2 separate regions of the Homo sapiens genome follow, and region 1 is linked to region 2. Evidence: chromatin loops called from intact Hi-C (ENCODE). Cell type or tissue: endothelial cell of umbilical vein. All regions are shown on one strand. Links, peaks and the distances in the headings refer to the core of each region. The heading gives the core; the rest is flanking DNA.

The links. A loop is a pair of places that touch in the nucleus more often than their neighbours do. Peaks named below come from ENCODE experiments on the same cell type or tissue, not always from the same donor. Only the 100,000 strongest peaks of a DNase experiment are listed, where the experiment ranks them.
Region 1: a loop joins it to region 2, with 8 times the contacts of the local background. A loop is called at or near these places in 3 of 110 quality-filtered maps.

Annotation. Positions count from the first base shown.
Region 1 is chr3:78,140,897-78,145,608 of GRCh38, forward strand. No RefSeq gene overlaps it. Among named protein-coding and RNA genes, the nearest start is that of LINC02077, 94 kb to the left of the region's middle. In endothelial cell of umbilical vein, for the core only: no CTCF peak of the experiment used is centred there; a DNase peak (open chromatin) is centred at 2,305; H3K27ac peaks cover 1,777 bases.
Region 2 is chr3:78,643,370-78,648,081 of GRCh38, forward strand. It overlaps ROBO1 (roundabout guidance receptor 1), which reads right to left. Exons shown (of 31, transcript NM_002941.4): 20 at 4,260-4,286; 21 at 2,779-2,821. Among named protein-coding and RNA genes, the nearest start is that of LINC02077, 600 kb to the left of the region's middle. In endothelial cell of umbilical vein, for the core only: a CTCF peak has its summit at 2,585 (motif pointing left); a DNase peak (open chromatin) is centred at 2,552; H3K27ac peaks cover 271 bases.

The DNA.
Region 1 (4,712 bases), core at 1,224-3,723, 500 kb before region 2:
CATGGTATAATAGACTTGGTCTTTCTCCTGGTATTTCCCTAAAATTCTGATGAGAAGGAACACTGATAAGATGCAAAAATATCAGAAGGTACACTGTGGCACATAAGTCCATGAATGCAGTTTCTTTTGGATCAGGAATGAATATAAGAGACTAAGATAGGAAATGGGTACATTATCAATCCTTCCCACACACATTCTTTCAGCACCTGTCATATCAGTCTCTCTATAAGTTACAAGAGCTAAAGCAAATAAGTAAAGATCTAATGGGGGAAGAATTGACATACAATTACAATCCAAAATAAATGGCATGATAAAGACCTGCACAACGTCTGTGAGCAACAAAGAAAGAGTAAAAAACTGAAATTGGGAGCAAAGAGAAGCTTATGAAAGAGGTACTAATTGAACTTGGCATTGAATTATGAGTAAGGACTTAACAGCTATCTGAGATGGAGAAGATCAGAGGCCTAGAAACATTAAAAAAGCTGCTCTGCTTGAAAAACAGTAAGAAGCTTGAAGACGGCAAGCTCATGCGTGATGTTGCAGTAGAAAATCCTGGGCAGTCAGAGAGTCATAGGTGATGTGCAATAGGTGGAATGTGGAAATGACTAACAGAGAAGATATTTAGGGAGCAAGAAGTCCATCTAAAACACAAGCTATTGACTTATTGTACGGTTTGTTTTGATATTTTTGTAATTTTATTTGTCATCAATTTAAAGGGACAAACTTTTAGAAGTTAAACTCCTTGGAAACATTTTGTCTATTTTGGTCAGTGCTTAATTCCTCAATGCTTAGAAAAGTACCTGGCACATAGCAGCAGCTGAATGAATATGTAAATATTTGTAAATGAAAACTTAAAAACATTCAGTAAATATTTATTGAGCCCTTGATGTGTGCTGGCACTGTAACATATATTAGGCATGTTGACCTTTTGCCCAAGAAGATTAAGTTAAAGATAAATTATAACTGGTGACAAACATGCTTTCTCAAATGCCTGGGAAATCTACCAGAAGGGCCCTATTCAATATAGTAGCCAATAACCACATGAGGCTCTTGATCACTTGAAATGTGTCTATTCCAATTTGAGACGTGCCGTAAGTATAAAAGTCACACAAGATTTTGAAAGCTTGGTGCAAACAAAGAGAATAAAAATATCTCAGCAAACTATTTTGTATTGATTGCATGTGGAAATGATAATATTAAATGTACTGTCTTAAATAAAATATCTCATTAAAAGTAATTTACCCCTTTCTTTTTACTATATATGTGGTTGCTAAAAAAATGTAAAATTACATACATACCTTGCTTTATATTTCTACCAGACAGTGCTCTGCTAAAAATCAAGGATTGAACTATTATTCTCAAAGTATGGGTTGAAAAGCCTCTTTACATTTAATTTTCAGACTATATTAATTTTGAATGCTGAGGCTACAGATGAATTTGCTAAACAATTTGAGTGACTTAAGTGAGTTGTACAATTAAGAACAACTGTACTCAATTCTATAGGAAGTAACCTAATTCAATACTTGATGATTCAGGCACAGATATAGAGAACCAATCTTGAGCCTTCACAAAGCTTAAGATTTCTTGCTGACTGGAGGGAAAGTAAGAAACTTTCAATAGCTTTTTCTGCAGGTATTCAGATTTGACCTAGTGCCCCAGTTTATAAATGGAATCAATTTCTTTGTGAAGTTCCACTACTTTCTGGATGCAGGAAAATAGCGCAAGCGCTGAAATGGCAGAATTGGAGAATATGATCTACGCTGCTAGACCTCTCTGTCAGAGCTGTATGATTGTGACCCCGTGTGTGCTTCCTGACGGAAAATGTTTTCCCCTGGGCCAACTCTGCTGCCAGAAATTTCAGAATACTATTTGAGGTGTGTGCATTCATGTGAAATAGCAGTATTGTGAAAATTCAACTTGGAAATTCTATGCATTATGGAACCAGTAATCAAATAGATGAGGAAGAAATGGGGATGCTGGAGCATGGCTAACAGCAGGGTTGGCTGGACAATGTTATTCTGGTCTAGAAAAGTTATGAAGGAGCTTTATCTAGGATGAACAAATAACTGTTTAAAGAGGGTGTAGACTCACTCAAGGCATTTGCAAGAGAGAAGGAATCAGAAATCCAACAAATTGCAATGTAACATGAGAAAAAATATTGGTAGATGATCTAGTTCTTAAAACTCTTCCTGTCAGTGCAAAAATTGAGTTCACACATGGTCAACATTCAATCTGAATTTCAGGCAGGAAATTCACTGTTGGTTCACTGTAGTTATTAATGGTATTTGCCAAATAGTCCCAGTTCTCTCCACTTCCTGACACATAATAGGATTTTATTTCCTGGCAATCTTGTGGTTTGATGGAAACATGTGATTAACTGTATCCAACAATTTGTGTGTATTAGTCCCTTTTGAGAGAGAGCATTTTATTATCAATTCAAGCTTGTCAATACTACGTGGAATCTAAGATCCACAATAAGCTGAGTCACATTGATTACACTACCTTTGACATAATAAGTAGAAGCTAACCAGAATTAGCCTTTCCATCTAACTTATTTATTATAGGGTTATTTGACATAACAAAAATCTATTTAATATAAAAGTTATTCAATATAAAAAGCTACCCAATCAACCAGACTAAAATTTTTCCATCTACACACAAACACATATATTCTTTTGGACTAGAAGTAAGGGGAATACAGGGACTTAACCTGTAGGGTTTATTCCCACAGTCCCTCAACCAGTGGTAAAGTTTCCTGATAGGTATTTATCCTCTCTCTTTCTCTGATAGATGCCTACACTGCCACCATGAATTGAATTCAGTATGAGGGCTCTCATCTGAATGATACCCAGGGTTCTGGGCTTTTTCAAATACTAGGAAAGTGTGGACAGAGCATTCTCATCTGCAGTGGGAGCAAGAGCCATCCATCCAAGAAAGCCCAAGGTTTATATAGCTGTAGTGAGAATTTCCATTTCTGTGATTTTTCCCCTAAAGTTGGTGTTATTTCCTTGCTATGACTAGCTATTGCAAAATAGTTGGTATAATGTGTTGATCTGATATTTAATTCATGTACATCTAGCTTTGTGACCCCACCTTTCTGGTGGTAGATTTTAGCGATAATCAAATTACGCAAAACTCATATATTGACTAATAAAATGATATTCCCTTATATGGGACTTCATAACATTTTAGACCCTTGTATACATTGAGGATAGTTCTAGAGCTCTCTTTTTCCTGTGGCATAATAATCTTCAAAGTTCAAGACAGTGGCTTCTCCATCAGCTTTGGTCTCTGATCGACTACAGTTAAACATTTCTGTCATTAGGCCGGGCGCGGTGGCTCACATCTGTAATCCCAGCACTTTGGGAGGCAGAGGCGGGCGGATCACGAGGTCAGGAGATCTATCTAGACCATCCTGGCTAACATGGTGAAACCCCGTCTCTACTAAAAATACAAAAAATTAGCCGGGCGTCGTGGCGGCGCCTGTAGTCCGCTACTCGGGAGGCTGAGGCAGGAGAATGGCGTGAACCCGGGAGGCGGAGCTTGCAGTGAGCCGAGATCGCACCACTGCACTCCAGCCTGGGCGACAGAGCGAGACTCCGTCTCAAAACAAAACAAAACAACAACAAAAAAAGATTTCCATCAGTAGTAACCAGAAAGTTAAAGACAAATAAAAGAATATCATTTCTGGTGTTACTGGTCTGGCTTATGATCTTGGTTACAATATTTACTAGCTGTGTTGCCATAGGAAAGTAAACTCTCCTCTCTGAGACCTGATTCCTTCATCTTTAAAATAAAGCTAATCATGGCAACCCAATGAATGATTATGAAGAACAAATGAGATAAAATAAAGGAAAGCCATTCCACAGATGACTAGTAATTCACGTCATGATAAGCAGTAGATATGACATTTTCTTTTTGTCTCCAGTTATAGATTTTCCATTTGGTTCTTTTTTTGTATTTTTCTTTTTTTTTAATTTTTAATTTTGAATTTTAGTGGGTACATAGGTATATATTTCTCTGAGTACATAAGATGTTTTGATACAGGCATGCAATGTGTAATAATCACATCATGGAGAATGGAGTATCCATCCCCTCAAGCATTTATCCTTTGTTCTACAAAAAATCCAATTACATTCTTTTAGTTATTTTAAAATGCATAATTAAATTATCATTAACTAGAGTCACCCTGTTGTGCTATCAAATATTAGGGCTTATTCATTCTTTCTAACTAATCTTTTTATACCCATTAACCATCCCCACCTTCTCCCACCCCCACTACCCTTTCTAGCCTCTGGTAATCATCCTTCTCTCTATTTCCATGAGTTCAATTGCTTTGATTTTTAGATCCCACAAATAAGTGAGAAAATGTGATATTTGTCATTCTGTGCCTGGCTCATTTCACTTAATATAATGATTTCCAGTTCCAGCCATGTTGTTGCAAATGACAGGATTTTATTCTTTTATATGTCTGAATAGTACTCCATTGTGTACAGGTACAACTTTTTTTTATCCATTCATCTGTTGAAGAACACTAGGTGGCTTCCAAATCTTGGCTATTGTGAAGGGTGCTGCAACACACATGGAAGTTCAGTTATCTCTTTGATATGTCGATTTTCTTTCTTTTGGGTATGTACGCAGTAGTGGGATTGCTGGGTCATATGGTAGCTCTATTTTTAGTTTTTTTGAGAAACTTTCAAGCTGTTCTCCAT
Region 2 (4,712 bases), core at 1,143-3,642:
GATAACCGCATCACCTTATGTTACGCACTTCATTGAGGTAATTCCACATTAGAGAGTTAATGGAGGGCATAGTAGGTGGAATTCAGTAAACTGAGAAGGGTCGCTGGGTGGGGAGACAGTCCAGACCTATGTAATACATGCACAGTGTAGTAAGGACACATAAGAGAATGCAATCTTGGCAAATGGCAGGTGGGGTGACACAGTGGATTGTAGGGTCTGGCACATTTTGAGGTGTGAAGTAAGTCTGCAGAGACCTAGAGCTGTGGACTTTGCATATTATGCCGAGTTTGGATCTGATATTCTAAACATGATAGGTCCTATTGATAATGGGATTTTCTGGAGCTCAGAAACATGATCAATATGCATTTCAAAAGATCGTTCTGTCTCCAGTGAGCAAAGGGAATTAGCAGGAAATAATGCTAATGAAGGTATTATAGATAAAGGTAGGACTCCTGAGAGCTTTTGTCATAGATTAGGCAAAGGAGAAGTAGGGCTTGAAATGAAACAATATGAGAGTGAAAGGAGTAAGAGACAGCATCAACAAAATGCAGTAATGGATACAGGAGGTCCAAGAGGATGGCTGGAAGGTTTTGGCTTTGGTGTCATTAACTATGTGAGGTAGGAGGTCCAGTGAGGACTCAGAAAGTCTGAAACACATGAGGGAAACCAGTGCTTAAGGGGCAGACACAAGAGAAGTCAGTGTAGGAGTTTGGTTCATTATTCCCTCTCTGATCTCACTAGATCACGAAACATAGACACAGACACACATACACACACAATGACACACACATCCGTAAGTGGCTAGGAATGAGGCCCCTTCGTAAAGCATCCTTATTGTCCTCATCCTATTTTATTTTTTCCGTAGCATTTATCAACTGCTGATATTGTACAGCTGACTTTTTAAAAAAATGTTTATTATTCATCTCGCATTTCCGCCACTATAATGTAAGGTCTGGAAGGGCAGGAATTTTTATACACTTTGCTTACTGATGCTTCCCAAGTAAGTAAACTAGCACCTGTCACATAGTAAGTGTTCAATATATTGCATGAATAAATAATTCTAAAATTTTGTATATAACTGACATTTTGAGCATTGACTCTGAAATCTTTATTGAACTGTTGCCTCCGTAACATCCCAACATCGTTTAGCATTTCATTTAGGAAAATGATCATTTCTACTTACTATTTGAAATAAATCAGTTTCACTGACAGGGATTTTATTTTTAACTTTAAAAAGCTATGTTTGTTTTGTGATATAGTGAGCTTTCCAAATAGCTCAGGAACTTTGTAATTTTTCCATCCTGCCGTGGCAACTAGCATTTGCTACCTATGCATTCCTGCCATTGTTTCCCATGTGCCAGTTTGCTCTATCCAGGTTGTAAATTCTTTTAGAGTAGGAACCAAGCTTATTTTTCTGTATGTGTGTGTGATACTTGTGTACACACACCCACGCACAGAGGCTAGTGAAGAACATATCAAAGACACTCAAGAAGCACTTTCACATGCTTTGATTAGTGAGGAGGTTGAAATATACACATGTAATGAAGTGGTTATAAAATCAGGTATTCCAGATTCACCCACGAGAAAATGTTCTTATGCCAGAGGCTCTTTCATGAATGTCTGGGCTGTGATTTAGATGGAATTCCCCTGGATGCACAAACATGCCCTGGTTTAATTCCTGAATCAAGTGGATTTATTCCTTATGAAAACCTCCCTAGCTTTGGGTCTGTCACTGGCTGGCTTTGTTTCACAGGTATGAAAACAGGAAGTTAGCAATACCCAGGAAAGAAAAGATTAGTACTTGTTGCCAAATTTGTACAGCATTGGCTAAAGGTGGTCAACCTTCTTTTTTTTTAAACCACTCTTTGTTATATACTAAATTCAGTAATTTTCTTATCCGGTGGTATGTTCCTTGAATTTAGGAATAATATCTTACTCATTGTTATCTTTCTAGTAGCAGTCATGTTATACAGCTGTACAAAGAAGGGAATTTAGTAAGTTCACTGAATTTGAATTATAAGATGGTTTTGGTTGGAAGATTTTTTTTTTTTTACACTGTAAGCTAGATGTTACTGTTTTGGAGAAAAAAAAAACATCTTATTGTGAAAAATTCTGAAGCTTGGCTCATCACATAACTTATACCTTATTTCAGCCCCTTTAAGCTGGTTGTCACATCAATTTGTGATTTCTCTGTGAATATATTAAAGTTCACTGAATAATAATTACTTTAAAAATCATAAATATGAGATTCATTTCAATTAGAGGAGGGAAAACATTCTTTGTTAACAAGTTACCCAGATTTCCTCTTTTATTTCAACACATTTTCCTGCAAATGGGGAAGTGAACTATGTTGAATTCATAACAAGAATAAACAAACATAACCTACAACTTATGAGCAATTGCTGTGTTCAGCAGGTTTTTCAAATGAACTCTTTTTCTTGGATAGTATTAGTTAACTAGCTGTATTTGTTAATCTTCATAAATGCCACCGCTTAGTCACTTTAACTCCTTTTAATCATTTGCTAAATCAGCAAGTCTCTTTCTCAGTTAAAGTCCTCCCTCTAGTGGTCACTGACTAAGATGCAACTACTCCAATCAACTACATTTGTGTGTAAACAGCTTGTTTCAACAGCATAGCTGAATGGAGTCTTCGTCAAGGAACTAAATAAATTCCACCTTTAAGTTAGACTTTTTAAGCAGAGAAAGTGGTGTCATTGAGGAAGATGAAGAAATATTTGGAATTCCCTGTAGGATCTACAAAACAAGCAAGATAATTACCTCCCTCCACTGCTGACAGCTTCGCCTCCTCTCTGGTAAGTTACTAGAATGTTACGAAAAAAAAAAGGAACAATTAATAGACATATTTATATATCAAAAGCTATTACATTCATGAGCTTCTTTCTAAAATGGAATTCCTTCTGTCTTCCTAGACAGAAGCATTGCAAAAATCACATGACGTAACAGATTGATTCAACTAGTGACATTTCTTTAAATATTGTATAGAATTAGATATACATATCATATATCTAATTATATATATAATTAGATATCTATATATCACTCTTATTTTCTTCAAATTCCAATAAGGTGGAGAATCAAGAAAAAGCAAAACATCAGTACACTTATTAAATATAACTGTTACACATCTGTACATTAGCATTCCGATGGATTTCCATTTTGAATTTATTATTGGAGCACATAATTTCATAATTTTATATAGGTGTAAACTTAAACTCAGGAAAAAAAAAAACTACTAGATTATTTTCCCGGAAGTATGAGTACCAGTAAGTCAAAGAGAAATGTTAAAATAAACCTTTCTACACACAAAGATGTATGCCAAGTTGTGACTATTAATTCATGTGACCTATTTTTTATTGTGGCTTCTGCAAATTATTTCTCATTATATTTTCATCAGACATGTATAGATAATCAAAATATATTATAATGCTCTTGAAAGCATCCTCAGCTTAATAAATTTGGGATGGAAAAATTTAACCATAACAAAAAAAAGATTTTCACATAGTTAGGCTAAGTGGTTAAGAAGATTAGCTTTTCTGTAAATACAGACACATTTTCTAAGAAGAAATGTGTTTTTAAAGCTGCCAAGTTCTGCTACTTAGAAGAACTCCAAACTGGAAGTCTGTTATAGAGAGATAACTGCTCCCAGTGATGACAATAACTGGATTAAAACTGAGAGGGCACAACTACACGTACATCTTTTCCTGGAGGTGATATGACAGAAGAGGACCCATTTTGAAAGAAATTGGATAGAACGGAATATTAGGATTCTGACTTAGGGAAAACGAAAAGTTCTATCTTTCACATGTGCTGGATATTGTGGTTACCTTTAACAATATTGATTCTGGGGACAGAGAATTATAAGGGAGAGAAATTTTTGTTGGAAAACTTGAAAGCTTAAGTTGAAAAATGCACTGTCAAGTCTGAAGTAGTCAATAAGATCATTAGCATGTTAAATCATGCTGAAGGTAGAGACAGTGTGTCTACTTAATGAAACACATGCAAACAAGGCCAAGATCCAGTGTGGAATTGTGAATAAATAATTGCATCGAATGGATGAAAAGCAACACCAACCATTTCTACCTTAAACACATGCCTGGTGTGAGTAAATCAAGTATTACATTCCACTTTAAGTTCTTTCCCCCAACTTACTGCAGAAAATGAAATAAAAACAGAAACACAATAGTGGAACACATGCCAAACTAACAATGGAAAGGAGGAGGGTAAGTGCAAATATATACCTGTTGGTGTGAAGGTAAAAGACGGGACTGAAAAATCAAAACAAAATATAAACCAGTTATTAAGCTGAAGAGAGAAAGGGAACATATCACATTAGTATAAATCAAGCAGACAGCTGAACATAAAACAAATGTAAATAACTAAGCCAGTAGTTCTGACAATCTGATCTATGAATAAAACCAATTCTGAGGTTAAAAAAAGAAGCTTGTCTCTACAGGTACCATTTTGAAGTGTCTGACATTCTAGTACACTCAGGAAGGGAATTATGCTAGGTTAGCCTGTGAATGACCCTGCATTTAGTAACACAGATTTAGCTCGTGGCTTTCGTACAAACAAGAATCCTCCACTATTAATCATCTCCAAACACAGGATGATGGATTCTTAAATAAGTATTATCAGAGTCTTGCTGGAACCTTATCTAGAAATCTGAAAGTAAATGCTTATTAAAGTGAACT